Linked DNA regions of Homo sapiens: region 2 is linked to region 1. Evidence: chromatin contacts called from ENCODE Hi-C or POLR2A ChIA-PET data. All regions are on one chromosome and are shown on one strand. The core of a region is the stretch at or near the end of the contact, and the rest is flanking DNA. Distances in the headings are between cores, read along the strand shown.

Region 1 (2,919 bases), core at 219-2,718:
TAAAAATGCTCTTCCCTCCGATCCGTTCACTCAAAAGATACTAGTGAGCATCTATTATGGGCCGAGGACTCTTCTACGCTCCAGAAATAACAGCAGTGAACAGAGAAAACAAGCTCTGACTTCCAGGGCACGAGCCTTCTAATGCAGCTGACACATATATTCAAATGCCAGCTTCTCAGTGTGGACTTCCCTGGTCACATCGTTTAAACCTGCTCATCCTCTTTCCCTGGTTTTCTCCAAAGCACTTACCACAACTTGACATACTCCAAATGTTTTTGGTTTTTGTGGGTTTTTTTTTTTTTTGAGACAGGCTCACTCTGTCACCCAGCCTGGAGTGCAGTGGCATAATCATAGCTCAGTGCAGCTTCCTCAGCTCAGGCGATTCTCCTGCCTCAGGCTCCTGAGTAGCTGGGACCACAGGTGCACACCACCAAGCATAGCTAATTGTTTTTTACTTGTAGAGATAGGGCCTATGTTGCCCAGGCTAGTCTTGAACTCCTGGGCTTCAAGCAATCCTCTTGCCTTGGCCTCCCACTGGGATTACAGGTGTGAGCCACCACACTCAGCCTCTAAATGTTATTTACTTACAATCCATCTTTCTGCTACAATGTAAGTTCTGGAAGGGTGAGGATTTTTGCCATTTTATTCACTGTTGCGTCCTTGCACCTGGAACAGTCCCTGGACCACAACAGGTGGTGCACAGTGAGGACCACTTGATGAACAAACGGCTGTGTATATGAACTTCTCCAGGCAGAACTGAGTTAGGATATGAGACAGAAGTCGTATCAAATGAAAATGAACTGTGTGCTTTCAGGCAGTGGCACCAGGCTGGGAGTCACAGAGAATGGGACCCCTACAAGGAGAGTCCAGATGGCTTCTGCCCAGCGGGGGAGGTGCTCCCCTGGAGACCTGCCCTTTTTCCATGACCACGACCAGCCCTGGACCTGGCTCACACAGGCTCTGCCCAGCAGGCCCCACACCCAGCTCAGGACCTGTTCTTGCCATCAGAAGAGAGCCTGTCAGGAGCCAGGACCTGGAGGCAGCTTTGTTTCAATAGCCAAATAGCTTCAGTGTAACTGTTCCCTATAAAAAGAAACTGGTTTCTAAAGAACTGCGGTATCAGTGTCAGCAAATGCTATGCAACAGCCCCAGCCCACTACCCCAGAGACGAGTGAAGGACCCATAACACTTCTGATTCCAAGTTACCTGTATGGCTAACATCTGCATGAGAAAGCCACGAAGCTGCCACAAGCCCAGGTGTCAGACAAGGCAACATTTCTTCATTTGAGGCAGGAGGACACAGGACTCAAAGGGTTACTGCGCATTTCATACTTGCTGGGCGGTGACGGAGGAGGCAAGTGAGAGGGAAAGCTGCACGCGTGAAACGCCAGCCTTGGGAGTGGAATGGGGGTGGGACAAAAGCATATTTTCTGCAAGTCCCCGCAGTGAGGACTGATGTGGCTGTACCTGCCCCGTCATCTCCACCCATAGGTGGGGCCCCAATACTGCCTTCTACAATACCCCACTGGTTCCTCCAGCCTGACGCTGTGTCTTGGGGCCCCCAGCCCGTCCCCACCCTCCTAATGACCCTCTTCCGGTCATCTTTTCACTCCCTCTCCAATCTGGCCTCTGTCTCCAACACTCCACTGAGGGTGACGGTGGCTTTCAAGTGAGACAGGCTCAGACGCGTTCCGGTCTTATCTGGCTAGCTCCCTGGCTGCAGCGCTTCCTGGAACCCGCCCTCCCCTGGCTGTGCTCTGTCTCCTGCTTCTGCCCACTCTCCACACCGGCCTCCAGTCTCTCAGCTGCAATTCTTTCATCTGCCGCTCTCAAAAAATTGGATGGCCCTTGATTTTTATCATTCTGACCTTCCTCCAGAGATCCAAAGCTACTAAACATTTCCATTTAGCCATCCACAGGTGCCTCCCACCAAGGAAGTCTACCCCACACGGAGTCAAACCCACCACCCACCAAATGGAAATCTGGGGTCATCTCAGACCCTTCTCTGTTCTCCACTCCTCAACCCAATCTGCTGATTCTAACTTTAGAATGTTCATCTGCCTACCACAATCCTGGTGGAAGCCCCGAGATTCCCAGTGTGAAAGGAAAATAAATCTTGGGGCCCCAAACTCACTAAGCCAAAGGGAAAAGCCAAGCTGGGAAAGGGATCATGCAAACCCACCTTCCATTCTGGTTCCTAAATAAGATGACTACAAAGATGACTCCCTCGCATTTTGCCCACAAGGAAATTCCTTGTGGGCCCCAAGATCTTTACCCTAAAGCATTTCTGTTAAAATTCACCATGGCAATGTAAGTTGACAGCTTATCTTCACAGGTACGGGGACATAAGACAGAACTCAAAGTCATCTCTCTGCCCACCTGTGACAAAGGCATATCTGATTGTTTCCTCTGCTCTATTGTCTATGTTATCTCATGTAAAAAGGCAGATTCAGAGTCAAAGGCATGAATGACTATTTTTCCCTTCCCTCAACATGAAAACTGTGTATTTCACAATATCCCACTCTTTCTCCCTTAAATACTGAAGCTCTCAAAATCATCTTCGGAGAAAGGCATAGAACTGTCTCCCGGGTATGCAACCTTAACTTTGGCAAATGTATCTCTTAAAATGACTAAGACTTGAGACTGGCCTTGGTCATTTCCCTTGACTGACACTAGCTTGGACTAGCACAGCTGCCTCTTAATCTTTTCTTTTGTGTGTGTGATGGAGTCTTGCTCTGTTGCCCAGGCTGGAGTGCAGTGGTGCGATCTCAGCTCACTGCAACCTCCATCTTCAGGGTTCAAGTGATTCTCCTGCCTCAGCCTCCCTAGTAGCTGGGATTACAGGCATGTGCGACCACACCTGGATAATTTTCATATTTTTAGTAGAGACGGGATTTCACCATGTTGGCCAGGCTAGTC
Region 2 (2,919 bases), core at 145-2,644, 68 kb after region 1:
TAATTCCAACGCTTTGGGAGGCTGAGGCAGGAGAATCATTGAGACTAGGAGTTCGAGGCCAGCCTGGGCAACACAGCGAGACCCCATCTCCACTAAAAATAAAAAAAAAATTGTCCAGGCATAGGGGTGCATGCCTGTAGTCCCAGCTACTCAGGAGACTGAAGAAGGAGGATTGCTTGAGCCCAGGAGTTCCAGGCTGCAGTGAGCTATGATCATGCCACCGCACTCCAGCCTGGGTGACAGAGCAAGACCCTAACTCGAAAAAAGAAAAAGAAACAAGAATAATCATTTTCCACAGACTGACAGGCAATGGAGGAGAGGAAAGCTGAAAGAGAAGGTGTTTGGAACTGTAACTGAGCGGCTGTTCTGTTCAGGAGATGGCCTTCCTCCTGGAGGCAGCAGGGACTGGCAGGAGCTTTGTGAAGGAAAGTACGGTCCCCGCCCTCTGCAGCTTAGATGCTCAAGACAAGTGATCGGTGAGCCCTAGGCCTGCTCTCCCTCTAGGCCACTGCTGGGCCTTCTGCCCCCTGGGCAGCCTAGCATGCGTGCTGGGGAACCGCTGCAGGTGTGTGGGTGCAGAGACGGGCAGGTACCTACCCACCTGTATGGAACAGCTGCCACGTCACTATTTACCTATGGCAGGTACTCCGAGCAAGAGCAATTGGAGAGATGCTAGCTTCAAAGACAGAAACAGCACTGTCACTGGGAACTTTCTCGATCACTGTCCTGTGGTGTGGACAAGAACATCCTTATTCTTCATAAACCCACACTGAATTATTTAGGGTAAAGGGGCACAATGTCTTCAATTTTCAAATTGGTCTGAAAAAAATGCATCTACACACTGGAAGAATGATAAAGCAAATGGGGTCAAACGATCAAATCTAATAAATCCAGGTAATAGATGGGGAGTGCCTGCACTCCTCCTGCAACTTCTCTGTAAACAGGAAATTATATCAAAATAGAGTTGCCCTAAAGGTGGCTACCTGTGGCTCCACAAACAGGCGGGCAGGCTGCCCCAGTCACAGCAGGGGGCACCTGCTGCCCAGAACACCCGAAGCCAAGGCAGCAGAGAAACCGGCACAGCACTGCCCCCAGGGAGACATGGGGACAGCTAACAATGCTGATGGAAGTCTGCGAGCATCCGATATCTCTTGGGTTTTTCTTCAGAACCAAGTCATACTCCTGGCACTTGGAAAACAAGGCCAGCTTTACCAACAGGGGGCTGGAAAGGCACCTACCCAGCATTATCCGGGGCGCTGCCCTCTCCTTATCCTTTCTATCTTATCAGTGTCCTCTTCTCAAAATGTATCTGGCATCAGGTCCCTTCCACTCCACATCCACTGCCAACATCCTGTTCCAGTTCCTTGTCATGTCACACCTGAATCATCCCCATCTGCCAGGGGTGGGCACACCACCACCCACACGCCAGATCCAGCCTGCAGGCCAAAGAATGGTGTTTACATTTCTGGGTTTTTTTTGGTTTTGTTTCCTGAGACGGAGTCTCACTCTGTCGCCCAGGCTGGAGTGCAGTGACGCGATCTTGGCTCACTGCAACCTCCACCCTCCGAGTTCAAGTGGTTCTCCTGCCTCAGCCTCCCAAATAGCTGGGACTACAGGCGCCTGCAACCGCGCCCGGCTAATTTTTTTGTATTTTTAGTAGAGACGGGGGTTTCACCATCTTGGCCAGGCTGGTCTTGAACTCCTGACCTCGTAATCCACCCGCCTCAGCCTCCCCAAGTGCTGGGATTACAGGCATGAGCCACCGCGCCTGGCCTGGTGTTTACATTTCTAAAGGGCTGGGGAAAAAAATTAAAAGGAAGCTATTTTGTGACATGTAAAAATGACATAAAATTTAAGTTTCAGAGGCCACAAATAAAAGCATTACTGGAATCCAGCCACAGCTATCCACTTCTGTGCTCTCTGTGGCTGCCTTCACACAACAGCAGAGGGGAGCAGCCGCGGAGTCCAACCAGCTCATGGAACCTAAAACATTTACCTTCCGGCCTTTTACAGAAACAAATTTGCTGACTCCTCCCCGGCTGATCTTGCTTGACTCAGTTCTCCCGCCTCCACAAGATTAACTGACCTAAAACTCGACTTCCGCCGTCGCTCTGTGTTCAAACCCCCGGCAGGTTCCCCGATGCCCATAAAGCCCACACTGTACCCTGACATCCATTTGACCAGGAGAATAAACAAGAAAGCCCTCAACGCCATGCCTTTGCTCATGCTGTTCTCTGCCTTTCAGGAAGCCCTTCCTGCCTTCCACCGCTAAGCCTGCCGCTACCTTACCTTGCCCTTGCAGTCAGGGCAAGGCTCTGGGAATGCTCCCAGCTCCCTGTGCTCTGCTCCCACAGCTCCCTATACTTACCCTCATCATAGCTCTTACCACACAGCGCTGAAATCAACTATTTGTGTGTCTGTCTTGCCAGCTGCAGCAAGATCCCAGAGGGCAAGGAATACATCTTATTTATCTCCCACCACCCAGACAGAACCCGGTACAGCAGCTCATCAATGCTGAAGGCAACCCCAGCCTGGCCAGGCTGGCCTCCTCGCTGCCCCTGAATGCATGCTGCTCACGCTCAACCCTGAGCCTGCGCTCACCCCAGCACCCCCACATCTCACTTAAGACAATCCTACCATGGCCTGAGCACAGTTCAAATTGCATCTCCTCCGTAGGCCCACAGAAGTCAACATGGTCACAGGTTCAAACCCCCAACTCCTCTCACCCATGTGCCAAGTGCCCTTGCACAAGATGCTTCTGTCTCTGGGTCCTCATCTGTAAAGAGGGAATGACTCAGTATCCCCTAACTTGCAGGGCTGACAACGCATATAAAGCTTCTGAACCAGTGCTTGGCATATAATAGATTTTCAAGAAGTAATAGTTAGCATGCTTGTTTTCCCGAATCACACCATCTATGC

Evidence for each region. A loop is a pair of places that touch in the nucleus more often than their neighbours do. ChIA-PET counts read pairs that join two places held with the same protein, here RNA polymerase II (POLR2A). Pooled maps may share reads with other maps.
Region 2: a loop to region 1 is called in a map of B cell, with 6 times the contacts of the local background. The contact joins two enhancer-like sites. A Hi-C loop is called at or near these places in 24 of 168 maps with a recorded cell type or tissue (B cell, IMR-90, K562 and 18 more) and 12 of 50 pooled maps. POLR2A ChIA-PET finds 5 or more read pairs at or near these places in 7 of 52 experiments (AG04449, B cell, GM10248 and 4 more).

Annotation. Positions count from the first base shown.
Region 1 is chr22:17,918,788-17,921,706 of GRCh38, forward strand. All of the region lies in intron 1 of MICAL3 (microtubule associated monooxygenase, calponin and LIM domain containing 3), which reads right to left. Among named protein-coding and RNA genes, the nearest start is that of MIR648, 61 kb to the right of the region's middle. Within about 2 kb of position 1,469, at least 21 of the 41 ENCODE cell types and tissues checked have a DNase peak (open chromatin) inside an H3K27ac peak, as active enhancers do.
Region 2 is chr22:17,986,982-17,989,900 of GRCh38, forward strand. All of the region lies in intron 1 of MICAL3 (microtubule associated monooxygenase, calponin and LIM domain containing 3), which reads right to left. Among named protein-coding and RNA genes, the nearest start is that of MIR648, 7.5 kb to the left of the region's middle. Within about 2 kb of position 1,395, at least 3 of the 41 ENCODE cell types and tissues checked have a DNase peak (open chromatin) inside an H3K27ac peak, as active enhancers do.